Regions from separate parts of the Mus musculus genome. Here region 1 is linked to region 2. A link is a loop called in an ENCODE intact Hi-C map of the cell type or tissue named here. Cell type or tissue: heart. All regions are shown on one strand.

Region 1 (8,000 bases), 240 kb after region 2:
TGCTTCTCACTTTGGCCCTTCCACCCATGGTGTCATAGTGTCACCTATGGACACATGAAGAAGCCTCAGGGCCATAAATCCCAGAGATGTCAGGGCTAGGAAGATGACTCTGTCAGTAAAGCACATGTCTTACAAGCACGAGTTCTTGAGTTTGGTCTCCAGAACCCACATGAAAAAGCTAGGCTTTCTGCCTCCCCTTGTAATAAGGCCACACCGCTTGGATGGTGACTGATGTGACACACATAACTCCTCTTTTCGTGTAAAATATTTTAAGGCCTCTCGTGACTACACTGAGACAACTGCGTAACTCAGGGCGATCTACCCATCCCATAACGCTTAACCACACCCACAGATTCCCTTTGCTGTACAGACTAACAGTTGTAGGTTCTGCCCTGAGACTTGGATATGCCGGGGGTTGTGGGGCACGATTCAGCCTCCCAACACTGGCTGGTCCCAAAAACAGCTTACATGTAATAGGGTTTCTTAAAATATGTTTTCCCCACACACATCTTGGAATATCTTCTTCCTCCTGTGGACACTGCATTTAGAAGTTAGGCCCATCCCTCTTGTCTGATGTTTCTATTCCCAGATGCTATTATTGATGAAGAGATATTCCCCTCATTACCAGAGGCAGGATTATATGCCTCCCTAGATTCAGTTTAGCTACCTGCTTTACTTGAGGATCGCCAACTTGCCGAATGAGTGAAGTGGGTAATTCCTGTGTCTGGCTGAACTGCCTGATTGACACGTATGTTGGTAACTTAGGCTGTATCGACAGTGTCTGCCTGGAGTCTAGACGCTAGACCAGCAACTCCAGTGTCATTCCTCAGGAGACACCCCCCTTGTGTTTGAGACAAGAGCTCTCACTGGGATGTGGGGCTCACCAGTTGAGCTAGGCTGGCTGGCTAGTGAGCCCCAGGGATCTTCCCGTCACAGCTTCTCCAGTGCTAGGATAGAAAGTGTGTGCTGCTGTGGCTGGGTTTGTATGCTGGTGCTGGTGCTCCGAACTCAGGTCCTCACGCTTGCACAGACACCTTACTGACTCTCTGCCCAGCCCTAGACCCGCTTCTCACTGAACAGCGTTGTCCTTCCTAACTCGCCTGTCTGCCTTTGCTAGAGTGGGGAGAAAATAAGACTTAACCACTGCCCCATGCATGGCAGATGGCAAGGGAGGGCTATGGCTCGGGGAGGTGGGGTCTTCTGCTGCTCACAGCGTATATTCCCCTACTGTCCTTCCTTCTGCAGAGCTTGGCATACTCCTGCGCTTGTTGTGCCCTCCCTGGACATTTCAAGCCCTTGAAGGTGGCAGGCAGGAAATGTGTGGCCTAAATAAACTAGCTTCATTCCGCTAGCAATCGTTCTGTGGCTTTGGAGATATTCCTTGTTTCCTTGGGCCTTTGCCTGTCCCACAGTCTACCACGAGGCCACATCATGAGCTCTGAGGCTAGTCTCTACCAGACCTGAAAACCTTGAGTGGCTCTTGATTTTCTCAACATTTTGCTCAAATAACACAGGCTGTGGGGGGGCAGGTTCCTGAGTAACTCTTGACACAAACACAGACACATCTCCTTTAAAACCATCTTCCCATTTTTACAGTTTAATGGTCTCTTCAAACCAAAACACCCCTCAAAAACCAAAAGTGAGAGCTGGGGCGGGGCAGGGTAGCTCAGTCAGGGTGATGCTGAGCAAGAGACCCTGAGCTGGATTCCCAACACACATTTGGAAAGCAGGGCTTGGGAGAACAGATTTATAGTTTGTTTTGGTGAGATGGAGACAAGCAGATTCCTGGATCTTACTAGCCAAATATACCAGCTCCAGACCAATAAAGGACTCACCCTCTCAAAGAAAAAAGAAAAGGTGAGCTGTACTTGAGAAAGGAGAAAATACATTAGAGGCTGTCCTTTGGCACACACACACACACAGACATACACACACAGACATATACACACACACAGAGACATACACACACACACAGAGACACAGACACAGAGACACAGAAATATACATACACACAGAGACACAGACATACACACACACACATACAGAGACACAGACACACAGACATATACATACACACAGAGACACAGACAAACACACACATACATATATACAGACACACAAGCATAGACATACACATACACACAGACACACACAGCCATAGACATTCACACACAAACACACACAGAGATACACACAGGCACAGACATACACACACACATAGATACATACACAGACACACACATACAGGTATAGACATACACACACATATAGACACACACACACACACAGGCACAAACACATACACACACAGGCACAGACATACACATACATATACACACAGACACATACAAACACACACAGACATACAAACACAGACACACAAACATACACACAGACACAGAAAAACACAAACACACACATATACCCACATACAAGCACACATAGAGACACACACACACACACAAACATACACGCATGCACACACACACATACACCACAAGAAAAGCAGTGCTGAATCACCCAGACTCTAGAATAAACATCTAGATGGCTACTGGGCCTCTTTGGGGACAAAGTAGATGCCACAAAAGTAAAAAGCCACCAATGCCAACTGAAATTCCAGTCCACAAAGCCATCAGCCTCAAGGGTCATCTTGTGGAAGCAAGATCTATGGATTCTGAAGAAGACCCCAAGCAGAAAGCTCCAGGCCGAAAGGTCAGCCTCCTCTCCTCTGCCCGCTCTCGAATCTGGGGTAAGTCATGCCATTAATATTTTAAGCAACTAATTTGACATTTTTCCATTTAATTAACTCCCATCTATATGAGAACAGGGTTTTGAGACTAGCATGACATTTAAACAAAGTCATTTAAGATTTCCCATTCCTAGTGACTTGCTCCTTTTTCCTGGCTCTGTTTTTGCCCCATTTCTGTTTGTCATGGTTAGTATCAAGCTGGTTTATCATCTCAGAGAATGACCAAAAGTTCTCTAGACAAAACATTCCACACTCTCGACCTGGGTGACGTGGGTGGGCCTGGAGCCCTGGGTGGGACTCCTTTCAACTGGAGCTCTTTTCCATTCCTCCCTACAAACGGGTTTCCATCCCAGCAGGCCCACGTCACCAGCTAATGTTTTCCTGTTGCCAACCCAACTCAGGACAGGAGTGGGGGGAAGGGCAGGAATGAAAACCATTGATCAAAGCAAGCCTTGCCACTTGCCACCTAGGAAGACAGGGGCCTTCCAAGGGGGGAGACAGTGGCTCCCTGACAATTTTCGTTTTCAAATGACAAATAATTGCTGTCAGATCATGAAATGATTAAGAAATCAAGGAAAGTAGACAAATGGAGCACATCCAGGGTGGGATGGTGTGTTTGGGGGGGGGGGGAGGGAGTGGGGAAGGGCTTGCTCAGTGTTCCATAATTGAAAAATTGCACCCTAATTAGCTCCCACCCCAGAGAATTCATAAGTTCTGTGCACCATCACGCAGCCCGCCAAGTCACAGAACTCAAAGCCATTAAAGTTTACTACTAGTTGCAAGCAGACATCTTTGCCTCCAGCTGCACCCACTCAGACTCCTCAGCAAGCCCAGCTCTCAGACAGAACGATCCGCCTCATATTTTCATCTGCCAAAGTGGCTCGCACACTGCTTCTCAGCAGCTTTGGCCATCCCCAGATTCTCTGATGGAGGCCAGCAAGGCTCACAAAAAACTATTGGGGCTGCATGCTCAGGAAACACAGCGCCCTGCCCAGTGTCCGTGGGGAGAACAGGGGCTGAGAAGATGGTTCAGTCAATACATATACTCGCCCAGAAAACGTGAATTTGGATCCCCACAACTCATGTTAAAAGCCATGAGCAGTGGTCCAAATTTGTAATCTCAGCCAAGGTGAGGTGGGAGGCAGAGACAGGTGATTCCTGGCGCTTCCCTGTCCAGCCAGATTAGCTACTTGATGATGTTCCAAGCCAAGGAGGCACTCTTAAACAAGAGGAAGATGCCTGAAGAATGTACCAAGGTAGTCCCCTGTCCCTCACATGCGTGAGTACATGTGTGCACCTACCACACCAACACAATCACACACACACACACACACACACACACACACACAATCCTATTACAAACTCAGATGCAGGAGCCTAAGGAATAACATGTCTCTGTGTGTTCCACAGTCAGGACGTTTCTTGGACTGCCTAATGAGCCTGTAGACTTTAGGAGGAAGAACACTAATGGACTGGTGGGATACTGAGCCTGAAGGCAAGAGCTATAATTCTAGCTACTCACCTACTTGGAGGCAGAAGGAGCAGGATCTTAAACTCAAGTGCCTGCTGCCTATATAGGAGTTCAAAGGCTGGCAAAGGCAACTTAGAGTAACATTGTTAAAAGTGTTAAAAGGGGGCGGGGCTGGGGATGGAGCTCTGTGATGGAGCAACTGAATTTGAACAGTATCAAGAGAAACAAGAGGAGGAGCCGGGTTCCTTTCTCTTCCTCTCCCAGCTCCGAAACTTCATCAGCTCTGTGATCTTGGGAATGTGACCTGGTCTCTCTCTGGGAGGAGTGCTTCCTTGATGAAAAGCAGATAAAGTGTTGGGTGTGGTGGCACATACTTGTAATCCTAGCACTTCAGAGGCTGAGGCAGGAGGATGAAGAGTTGAAGGTCAGCTTGGACTACATAATAAAACCTTGTCTCAAAAAAAATGGAGATATTAAGACGCACATTTTAGGAATAAGACAGCAATTGGAGGACACAGTGTGGGAAGAGAATGCACTATTATTGCTGACTACACCCCTTGATCAATCTTTATATCTTACTTGAGGTGATATCTTACATACACACACACACACCCGTTATAATAATCTAGAGAATGAATTAAATGTACGTGAAGTACCTTATACCAAATTGGTGTCCAATTAATGTTTAACTTCAATTGAATCAGCCATAATATGCTTGTTCATTCATTTAATCTATCAGCTGATAGCACTGAATAGAGGCTGTTCCTTGTCCCACACTTTGGACAGGATACAGAAAGGTGGTTCGGTCTTGATTTGCACCCACAGGAGTTTACTTCTTAGAAGTCAGAACAACAAACTATATATACATAAGCACACAGATTATAAAATCAAATCTGAAAAAAAATAAAATCATCCAGAAACCAAATACAAAGTATTTGCTTAATGGCGACTTGGGAGTGAAGGCCTAGACGCTATGAGAGAGTCAGCATGTGAGGCCTTACCGGGAAAAAGCATCTCTGTCGATGCTCCAGGAGCATAGGAGAAAGAGCTGGGGACAGAGAACAGTTATCTAAGTCACTGACTAAGTCAGGCCAAGTTCCTCCTGCTGTTAGAACAAACAGCCCCAAATCTGTATGAGTTACAACAGGAAAGCTTCATTGAGCTTCTTGCCAGATCATTGGTGATGGATTTTTTTGCCCAGGAATCCAAACCCAAGCTCTGGCCAATGAGATGACTCAGCAGCCATCTTAGGTGTTTGCCACAAAGCTTGATGGACTGAGTTCAATCCCTGGGACCTGAATGTTGGAAGGAGAAAGCTGATTCCTGGAAGCTGTCCTCTGACCTCCACACACTTGTCGTGCAGGCATACAATGTAAATGCAAAAATATTTAAAAGTAAAAATAAAACCCAATCCCCTACCAAACAAAACACCCTCAACACCCCCCTAGAGTCTCCTGGCAGTGCCCACTGTGTCCTTTATGTATTTGGTCAGAACAAAGAGAAAAGTCTCCTGGGACAATGAAGATCACCCCATGGACACAGCACCCAGGGTCGATCTGAGCTCAGATACACAGTCTTGAGTCCACAGAGGGGCTTGGAAAGAGACTGTGACTATGTGCAAACCAAGAACTTCAGAGAGGGAAAGAACACAAGGTGATTTTTCTGCCTCACAAGGCAAGTACAGGTAGGAAGTGTGGGGCAAGATGAGAAGCAGACAACCAGCCTTTGTAACTAAGGAAGGAAATGTGAATTTTATCCTTAGGGAATCAGCAGGCATCCCGGCTTTCCCTATAGACCAGACAGGATTTTATTCCATAAGAATGAGAAGCTAGTCCAAAGCAATGGTACGACCGTGATTTGTATCTTGTATCTTTACTCTTATGTTGTGTGTGTGTGTGTGTGTGTGTGTGTGTGTGTACATGCAAGCACACATGCATATGTATATGTAGATGCCACAGCATAAATGTGGAAGTCAGAGGACAACTTGAGAAAGCCAATTCTCTCCTTACACCGTGTGTATGGCCAGGATCAAGACCAGGATCTCAGGCCTAATGGCAGGCACCCTTCCCACTGGGCATTCCACTGGCCCCTAACTGAGATCTTAAAAAGACTCCCTGGCTGCCAGGAGAACAGTGTCCATAGGGGATCATGGGAACCAGAAGACCAAGTGGGAGGGTTCAGCAGCAGTCTGGCAGAGAAGAGGGGGAAATGGATGTAAAAGTGACATGGCCTCAATCGTACAGTGAACCTAAGAGCCTCAAATCGCACTTAGCTTCACTGGCCAGGCAGTGTGCAGATTTTGCTGATCCCCTGGGTATCAGGTAAGATCTTTAAGAGGTTAGAGAAAGCATAAAAGACTGTGGCAGAAGGTAGCTGGCTACCCAGGGTGGAACCATCTCCAGGATTACTCCCTGGACCAAAAGCTGAGGCTCGGCTCCCCTGTTGCACCTTCAGCCTCCTGGCCTTCAGCAACCATAGGTTCTCTTCAAGTTTTGCTTTCCTTGGAGTGAACCATGTGAATATCCAGTCAGGCTGGCTTCTGCCAGACACACTCAGGTGGCCCTAGGGAAGCTGGGAGGGGGGCTGTGTGGACAACTTGCACAGAAAGTGAGCCTCTCCCAAACACACCTACGGTCATTACTCTCCATCCTCCCGACTGGGCTGGGAAATTAGTTACTATTATCCCATCCTACAGGGAAGGGTATATTCAAGGTGCTCCCGTGACTTGCCTAAATTTGTCCTGTCACCAGCATCCCAGGGTTTAAAAACAGATCTTTTGCTGGGTGTGGTGATGCATGCCTTTAATCCCGGCACCACAGAAGCAGAAGCAGAAGGACTGCTCTGAGTTCCAGGCTAGCCTGGTCTACATAGCAAGTTTCAGGCCAGCCAGAGCTACATTATGAGACTCTGTCTCAACCATACTAAACAAAAACAAAGGGAAAAAACAGGCAAACAAAAAGCTCTTTCCTTTGTTCTAGTGCGGAGCAGTAGATCTTCCCACTGGCAGGTCTAACCTGCAGCCCGACACATTTGTATGTAACATTACATCACAATGTCAGATGCTTGGATACGGGCTGAGGAGATGGCTCAGTTGGTAATGAGTTTGCCATCAAGCATAAGAACTCCAATGCCAATACAAAAAGCTTGAGTGGTGCCACTCACCTGCAGTCCCAGAGCTTGCTGGGAGCTGGGAACAGCAGAGACTTAGGAGATGATCCCAGCAACCACAGAAAAAGCTGGGTGTGGCTTTGACTGCCTGTAACCCAAGCGCCAAGGGAAAGTGGAGACAGGTAAGTCCTGAGAGGTTGCTGGCCGGCTAGCCTAATTGAAACTCAAGCATCCGGCGGAAGGAGAGATCCTAGCTCAGGATAAGGTGGATGGTGCAGCACATGACATGCATAAGAATAAACAAGCAAATACATAAAATAAGCAAATGAGTAAGCCAGTAAAAGTTACTCGAGAGGAAGGAAGAAGGAAGGGAGGGAGGGAGGGAGAAAAAAAGGAAGGAAGACAGACCACAAAATGTCAAGCAAAAAATGTGGACACATCTTGAGGAATGACAACGGAGGTCAACCGCTGACCTCCACGAGCAGCTGTAACCACCCACACATGCACCTGTATATACATAAACGAAGCTTGCACACCCGTGACTCGCTTGGCCGTGTGGAGGCGAGCAGCTACTACCGTACTTCCCACATGGAGAGAACTGGATCCTCCCCAGCTCCAGAGTACAAGTGTGGCACCAGTATGGCAGATGTGCCATCTGTCCTAGTCCCTGAC
Region 2 (8,000 bases):
CCCTTGATTGTGCTTGGGCCCTGTCCCTGTGGAGCAGCAGCCACCTACACTCAGATTAAAAGCTCAATATTTCTCAAGCCAGCAGACCCTTGGTCGTGCTGCTGAGGCTCTCTGAGTCTCAGGTTTCTCATGTATAGAAGAAGGGACCACTTTAAGATCGTAGGAGAGAGCGTCCCTCACAGGAAGCTTGTGAACAGGATTAAGGATGTATCTCATGGGTAGAGCACTTGCCTAGCTTGTATGATCTTTTCCATTGGGAAGAAGGGAAAGGAAAGAGAAGGGATGGGAAGGAAAGTGAAGGGGAGGGCAGGGGAGGGGAAGGGAGGAGAAAGTCAAAGAGCAGAGGCAGGCATAATGACATGTGCCTGTAATCTCAGAACTCAGGAAATGGAGGCATGAGGGTCAGGAATTCAAAGTCATCTTTGGCTGTGTAATGAGATTGAAGTAAACCTCCCTCGAGAAGAAAAATGAGGAAGAAAAAGGAGGAGGAAGAAAGAAAGAAAGAAGCAGATAAATAAATAAAGACAGGTAGGTAAATATAAATGGATCTACCTCAAGCCAAGTCACGGTGATACACAGCTATAGGCATTACAGTGGAGGCAGGAGGATTACTGCTGCAAATTCAATGTGGTTTGGACTACATGGTGAGCAGAGGCTAGCTTGAGCTAATGAGTTTTATCCTGTCTCAAAAGAGGAGGGGGGAGGGGGAGGAGGGGAGGAAGATGTCAAGGAGGAAGGGGAGAAGGGGGAGGAGGGGTATAGGAGGAGGGAGGAAGGAAAGAAAGAAGGATGCTTTTGAAGCCTTCAGGGACCCTTACACAGGTTCTGCCCCTCCCCCTCAGTAAGTGCTGGGCAAGTGTGAGCTGGTAATATTTCCAATCCTCTCCCACGCCCCATTCCCCATGGTCCTCCAGCCAGTGAGAGGGAGAGTTAGAGCCTAAGTCAGCTGACTCTGCCCCTCCTCTCCCCTGGAGAGAGCCTGGAGGATGAACCAACACAGGGGGATGCTGGGAGGGAGTGAGCTTGTGGGAAGGCCTCAGCGAAGCTGTAAATAATAACAGCTGCTTGGCTTTAATATTTGTGATTTTAATCCTTAAATGACTCCACAAAGCAACTGTTCTTATCTCCAGCTTCCATGTGTCACCGTCATTGTGTTTAGGAGGGTGAGGAGATGTGTAAGATCCACTGCATGGGGTCAGATGTGTCAGGCTCCAGGGCTTGGCTCCTTCTGAAAGGCCAGGATGTAGTGAGTTAAATTGTCCTTGGGCTCATAGCCCTTCTTGCTCCTGAGCTGGTCATTTCTAGGTTCCCATAGTCACTCAAGTCCTGTGGCCCAGGAGGCCTCAGGGCAGCCAGCTGCACCCTGCCTCTGCAGCATTCCGTGTCTGTTTCCGCATGGCCTCTTCCTCCTAGCTCATTCCTCTTCCTCCAGCTGGGTGACTACAGGTCACATTGCAAGGATGAATCGAGTCGTCCGGGGGCAAGGCCTAGAGTGTCATGAAGACCAAGGTGATGGGTCACGGAATATCATCTGACTTAGAAGACCAGATAGAATAGAGAGCACAAGACCTAGCAGGCTAGTCAAGGGGGCGTACTGGGATATCCCTCAGCTCATGCAAGGTGGGGTTTATGTACCGTTTCTGGGTACAAATAATTCCAGCTTCTCTGTGGAGGAGGTTGGAAGATAGTACCTGCCACTCATCCCATGGGGAAGCCAGGGCTTATCTGCACCCAGGATCTCAAGGCTATCAAGAGCTCTTGGAAGGGAGTTCTACCTGGTCTCTCTTTACCCAGGTGCATCCTCCATGCACGGTGTAGCTGAGAAGGAGGACCTGGCAGGGCTCTGTGACTGGGAAACAGCTGAGTTCCTTCCTGTTTCTGCTGCAAACCAGGGCAAAGCCAGCTGAACCTAGCCTTTTGCAGCAGGTAAGGAAACAAAGCAAGAACTCATGTCCACTGCACAAGACTCAGAGTCCCACATGCCAGTCTCTGTGTCCCCTTTTCAGTCTTAGATTTTGAGGTATAGACAGAGCTGGCGAGGTTGGGACTGGCGTTGGACCTTGGAATGTAACATAAGTCATTTACTCTCTCAGTCCTCTGTCTAAAGTGAGGAGACTGGGCAGGCAAGATTGCTCAGTGTGTAATGGTACTTGTCACTAAAGACTGATGATCTGGGACCCATAGAGTGGAGGAAGAAACCAACTCCTACAAATTGTCCTCTCTGACCTTGACATGCATGCCCTGGGTTGTGCATGCTCTCGATCAATCAACCAATCAATCAATGCAATTAAAAGATAAAGTATCCGCAGCCTTTTTTAGCCCAGCGTATGCCATGCATAGACAGCACTTCCTGCATTACACCTGCTTCATACGTTATCATAAGTTGGACACCCCAGAACTGACCTCAGTGTTCGCCAAACATCGGAGCTTCTGGGAGCTTTAAATGTCCCCTATGCTTGGCCACACCCCAGAGCCATCATCTTGTAGGCTGACTCCAGCCATCAGTATTGGTGAAAGCCTCTGGAAGAGTCAAGCTGGCAGCGAAGTTCAATGCTCCCACTTCTCCACCCACCAAGGAGCCCTAACAGTGAGTCCCAGAGCCACTGTCAGCAGCAGCAGAAGCAGCAGCAGCAGAACCTAGGAGGCCTCTCTCCAGCTTGTCCAGTCACCATAGTCCCTTGGCCTCAGTTGCCCTTATAAAGATCAGGGTTGTGCCACCATGAGTCAAAACACCTCTGTGACTTTTGAGAAAGCTGAGCAATGTTTACCCCCTCCATTCAGACACTGGGCAAGGGGAAATGTCTCAGGCCCTCAGAGGAAAGCTATTTAGAGGACTATGTGTGAAATCTCCTGGTGTACATACAGTGGGCTAGCCTGGAAGTCGGACAACCAGGTAGAGCCTCAGGTCTGGCCTTGAGTTGGTGTGGCCTCTCACCTGTGACCTCTCTGCTAACCTAGTTTCCTGTGTGAAGCATGCATGGTTGGCCTGAGGCGAAGTTCCACAGAGGTTAACTAAGGCATGGACTGAGAAGATAACTTCATGGCTCATCTCATTTCTGTGCATGCTGTTAGTATTTTCCTGGTCCTCCGTGACCCTCCTTGGGATTGGATATCTGAGCTATCAGGAGGTACAGCATGTAGGAACAGCCTCCTGTGTGCTCCCTGGGGGTGGGCAGGGCCAACAGCAGGGAGTGTACTTCATTGAACCCATCCATGCAGTGATCTGCCCATCTATTAGGCTGACACAGTAACTAAAGTCCCCCCCACCCCCCCCCACCCCCCCCACCCCCCATCATCACAGGAATGCCCTTTGAGCCTGGACTTCAGTGAGTCACAGAGAGAGGTGAGGGAGATGAAGAGGAAGCAGAATGGTTTTAAGCCCTTGACGTACACCAAGAAGTTCCTTGAGCATCCATTTCTCACACATTATTGCATCCAGCCCCAGACTCAGGAGCATCTCTGCAAGCTAAGAGAACAGAATGTCCACAGGAGAAAATGAGATCTGTCCCTGGCACCAGGCAATCGCTGCAAGCTGGGTGGGAGCTAGAAGTTTGGGCTCTTCAGCTCAAGTCCCCTACGACAACCCTCCTCCCCACGTGACCCAGCAATCCATGTTACTGGCAGCCTCTGGCTCAGCCCAGTAGGAGCTAGTTATGTGGTCTCTAGGGTATCAGCCTGCCTCCTGGCTTGCTGTTCCCTGCCCCTTCCAGCTGCCTGGGGTGTATGAGAACATCTGAAGTCAATAGGCTGCTTCAACAAGATGGTTCAAAGGGAGATAGAGATCAAAGACAGACAGAGGGGTGGGGGTGGGGGTCAAAGGAGCCACAGTTAGATCACCCTGGGATTAAAGTGGGGGAGCTGATCTCCCTTTGGCAGAAGCCTCCAGGAGGCCTGCCTGGTGCTCCCAGGAGCAGCTCTGGCTTGGAATCCCAACCTCTGACAGCTATTCTTGGGACAAAGGGAGGGGCAGAGACTGACACTCACAAAGGAACAGGGTCGGGGTAGGCTGTGCTGGGGGAGGGGCGGGTAAGGAACAGAAAAACACTAGGCCTGCCACCAGGAAAAAAACCCAAACAGCCCAAGAAAGAGCCACAGACAGTAAATGTGGCAGTGTTTCATAGAAAAGAGTAACAGAGAGGAGGAAGAGAAAGAAGAGGAGGAGGAAGAGGGAGGAGGAGGAAGAGAGGGAGGGAGGAGCACAGGAGTACCAAGGTTAGCCACAGAGGTCTCAAGCTGGTGACCAGGGTACCATCCCTTCCCTTCCATGGAGGCTGCCAGGCAGAGATTGATAACCCACCCCCAACAGGCTGGGGGAGTTCTGAGAAGGTGGGGTTTTCATTCCTCAAACCTCTTAGTGATTTAATCCCCATCCCTTCCCAGAGCTCAGGAAGAGCTGTCCCATGTCAGTCTACAGTGGCTGGGGCTTCATGCTCTAGAGTTGCCTCCTCCTGGCCTGCTATCTCCCTCAGCCTTATGTGCCTGTAAAACCTGTCCCAGGCTCTCCTTTTTTTCTCCCTGAAGCCCACAGGGGTCCCATCATCCTGCTGTCACTAACAGTGACTTAGATTTTTGTGTCCTAAAATTTAAGCAAGTAAGCACCCTGCTCCTCTCCCCTCATAGCCCAGGCCGTCTGGCGTGTTCGTGGGAGGCTCTCATAAGGTTCTGAAACGTGCTGCCTAGATTCCTGTGAGGTATATTACCTTGGTGTCAGCCCACCGTCGTCCTTAATTAGGCCAACTTGGCTTTCAGTCTGGAAAGCAATGAACAGAGCAAGAAAGGGACAGGCAAGCCGCTCAGGCCTGACCTGAATCAGCCCCATCCTTATACCAACCCTTATTCTAAAGTCTCCCCAGGATCCCAGCAGAGCAGTTGGGTGCACATTGCACCTTACTGACCTGCCTGGGATCTGAGAACCCCTAACCTGGCCCCATCTGTTTTCTCACTTCTCCTTCTCAGTGGCTGGGCATCTGCTAAGCACCCCACATCCTTGTCCTTACCTCAGCCAGACACACCCTCTTCCTTTCCCCAGAGACTTCCTGCTGGACTGATCTTCTGAGACAAAGTGTGACCCTTGGTCTCTTCCAATGGATGATGGAACGCCATCTCATCCTCTGACCAGAGGATCAAAGACTGCCCCAAAAGTCCCATACTGGATCCATGTGTTGCACCCTAGGCTGGAGCAGATAAAATGGATCAGGAAGGGACAACAGCTCTGCCAGCTCCCAGCCATAATGCTGTCCCCAATGGCTTCAGTGACAGAGGCAGCAGTGGGGGGATGACAGGTGAGTAGGTGTCTAAGCATGGCACCAACAGAGTCTAGGCTGACAGAATGGCTCAGGTGACCCAAAGGTACCAGACATGGGGCCCAGAGACTTGCTGGGATCACATAGCCGGTGCGTGGTGAAGACTCACAGTCACATCTCCTGAGCACTCAGTTAGGCAAGGCAGGGTGCTGGTCGTTGTCCCGTGTGGCCTTGGGTGAATGCCGCCATGTCCCCAAGAATGAAATGAGGACTTGGACTCCTTGGCTTCTTCACCTCGCTTTTGTAACCATCCTTGCAGGAATGTAGATTCTGAAGAAACACATGTGCTCCCTCCCTTTGACTGTCAGACTGTTAAACAATGGAACTCAAGACACTGGAATTTCCCTGGGACTCTCATGCTGGGAGAAGAAAAAGAACATTGGGTCCCTGGTGCCAGAAAGACACAGCTTGTTTCCCAGAAAGTGATCTCACAGAATTCTAATAATTTGTCAGACCACCCTGCAAGAGAGAGGAGGACCAGTACAAGGAAGGGACCATACTTTGGTCTATGAGCTATGCACAGCCCCTGCCCTTTATTTAAACCTGAGCCCTCTCTCAAGACCCTTAAGATAGTCATGGTGCTGGTAGAAGGTCACCATGCCCTCTTGTTCTTCTTCTCAAGTGAATCGATCCCTATTTCTGCTTCTGACCATTCCTTGCCCATTTGGATTATTGTAGAGCCTACCTTCGTAGGGCTGCCAGAACCCAGGCTGTCACCCTAATAGATCTGCCAATATTGCCTCTACTAGAAATTCCATAGGAAGAACCCCACCACCCCATGTGGGGGCCTCATATGGATAATGAATCAAGTACTAACTGGAGACAGGACTCTATCTACGGCTGCCCCAGTGTGCCTTCTAGCTCTGTGACACACACCAAAAGCAACTCGCCTACGTCGGACTGGTCACAGTCTTGAGGAAAGCCAGGGTAGGAGCTTGAGGCAGGAACCTGGAGTAAGAGCTGATGCAGACACCACTTACTGGCTTGCTCCCTGTGGCTTACTCAGCCTGATTTCTTATAATACCCCAAGACCATCTTCCCAGGGGCAGCTCCACCCATAGTGGTCTGGACTCCCCCACATCAAACATTAATGATAAAATGTCCCACGGATTTACCTACAGGCCAATCTGAAGGAGACAATTCCTCAGTGGAAGTTCCCTCTCCAAACTAGATATATCTACTTTGGGGCCAGATTCTTATAGGGCGGTGGGCATGAGAAGCAGGCCACTTGAGATTCAAATGCCAGAGCCCAAGGGACTGGTCTTGGCCAAAATCTGTTGAGCAAGCTGCGGTGGGTGGGGGCATTTGGCTTCAGAAATTGATCAGGAGGGCAGGAGGATGGGATGGGGGAGTAAGAGAGTTTGAAGCATGGTTGGCAGCCTGCAAAGACACTGGCCACCAGGAGCAGAGAAAGCAATGACTTTCTAGCAATTTCCTTTTTAAGCCCTCTCTTCTAAGTGAGCTTCTTTTAATTTATTAGGGGAGAGATTTTAAATCATCCTCTCTCTCCCAGCCCACCTCTGTCCTCCACTGCTGAGATTTCCCGGGACTATAAATTTTGTTTTAATGACAGTTTAGAAAATGAGCAAATCTTTGCTGACACTTTTATCACCTCCAGAATACTTTTAATAAGAGGTTTCAGTAGATTGCGTTCCTGGAGGGGGAAGGGAGAGGCCAGTCTGAAGATCTAGCAACCTAGGAAGACTGCTCTCCCAGGCCCAGTCCCAGCTCAGCCACCCAATGCCACCCACTCATGTCCTCCTCACCCCCAGAGGAATCCCCACTAAGCACCCCAGATGCCTCAATGCCAGCTTCAGTCTGTCCACCCACTCATCTGGCAGCCTTAGGCAGATTCACCCCTCCCCATGCCCTTCTACCTCATCTGTAAAAATCTTGCCTATGTGCAAGAGATAATTAGTGCAGACCTATTAATAATGGTTAAGCATAATTAGCCACTGACATCCAGTACCACACCTAGTTCTCAGACCGGCAAATCAGGCCCTTGAACATTTCTCAACCTGAGAACAGAGCCAGCCCCACTGGGCTGGAAAGCACAGGGCCAGCCACCCTATCGATGAAGGCCTGGCAGAGCAAGCCACAGATGTCTTGGTGTGCTCCCTGGTCAGGTGTGGTGAGGGCAGGGGTGGGGTGGCAGGGCTCTGCAGTGCCTGCGGCAAGGTGCTACCTTTTAGAGTTCTCAGCAGAACTAGGGAAGTGAAACATACCAGCCCCAGGGAGGCCAGGAGGAAAAGCCTCAGAGTAGATGGGCTGCAACAGCGGTGCGTGTGTGTGTGTGTGTGTGTGTGTGTGTGTGTGTGTGTGTGTGTGTGTGCTGAGCAGCAACTGAGGCTGGGACAGGAGACTGATTGGAAAGAGTGATGGGACTTGTCACAGTGTCACAGTTATGGACTAAAGAGAGCAAAGCCTGAAACACTCGACCACTTAAGGGATAGCGACAGAAGCTGAGAACTGGCTGGATAGAAGGCAGGCGAGCGTGCATGGAGCATCAAGGCTTGAGAAGGTGGGGCTTGAGGGCTACCACAAGAATGACAACCCTGGGAGGTGTGGATCTGACAGTGGGTAAACCTTTAAAATGGCTACTTTAAAATACAGTGGAGAGACAGACCAATTTCATTTTCTTTGAGAAACACTCAGGTATGGTGGTTTGCTCGGACCAGGGAGGATGGACAGAAGGAT

What was found. Peaks named below come from ENCODE experiments on the same cell type or tissue, not always from the same donor. Only the 100,000 strongest peaks of a DNase experiment are listed, where the experiment ranks them.
Region 1: it touches region 2 in a loop (3-fold over the local background); 4 of 42 quality-filtered maps call a loop at or near these places.

What each region holds. Positions count from the first base shown.
Region 1 is chr9:61,686,576-61,694,575 of GRCm38, forward strand. No RefSeq gene overlaps it. Among named protein-coding and RNA genes, the nearest start is that of Gm34770, 29 kb to the left of the region's middle. In heart, no CTCF peak of the experiment used is centred here; DNase peaks (open chromatin) are centred at 3,132 and 3,596; H3K27me3 peaks cover 4,704 bases.
Region 2 is chr9:61,442,196-61,450,195 of GRCm38, forward strand. It overlaps Gm34322 (a long non-coding RNA gene), which reads left to right and starts at 496. Exons shown (of 3, transcript XR_379516.1): 1 at 496-528; 2 at 5,030-5,282. In heart, no CTCF peak of the experiment used is centred here; DNase peaks (open chromatin) are centred at 946, 1,236, 3,596, 3,946 and 1 weaker place; H3K27ac peaks cover 755 bases; H3K27me3 peaks cover 5,034 bases.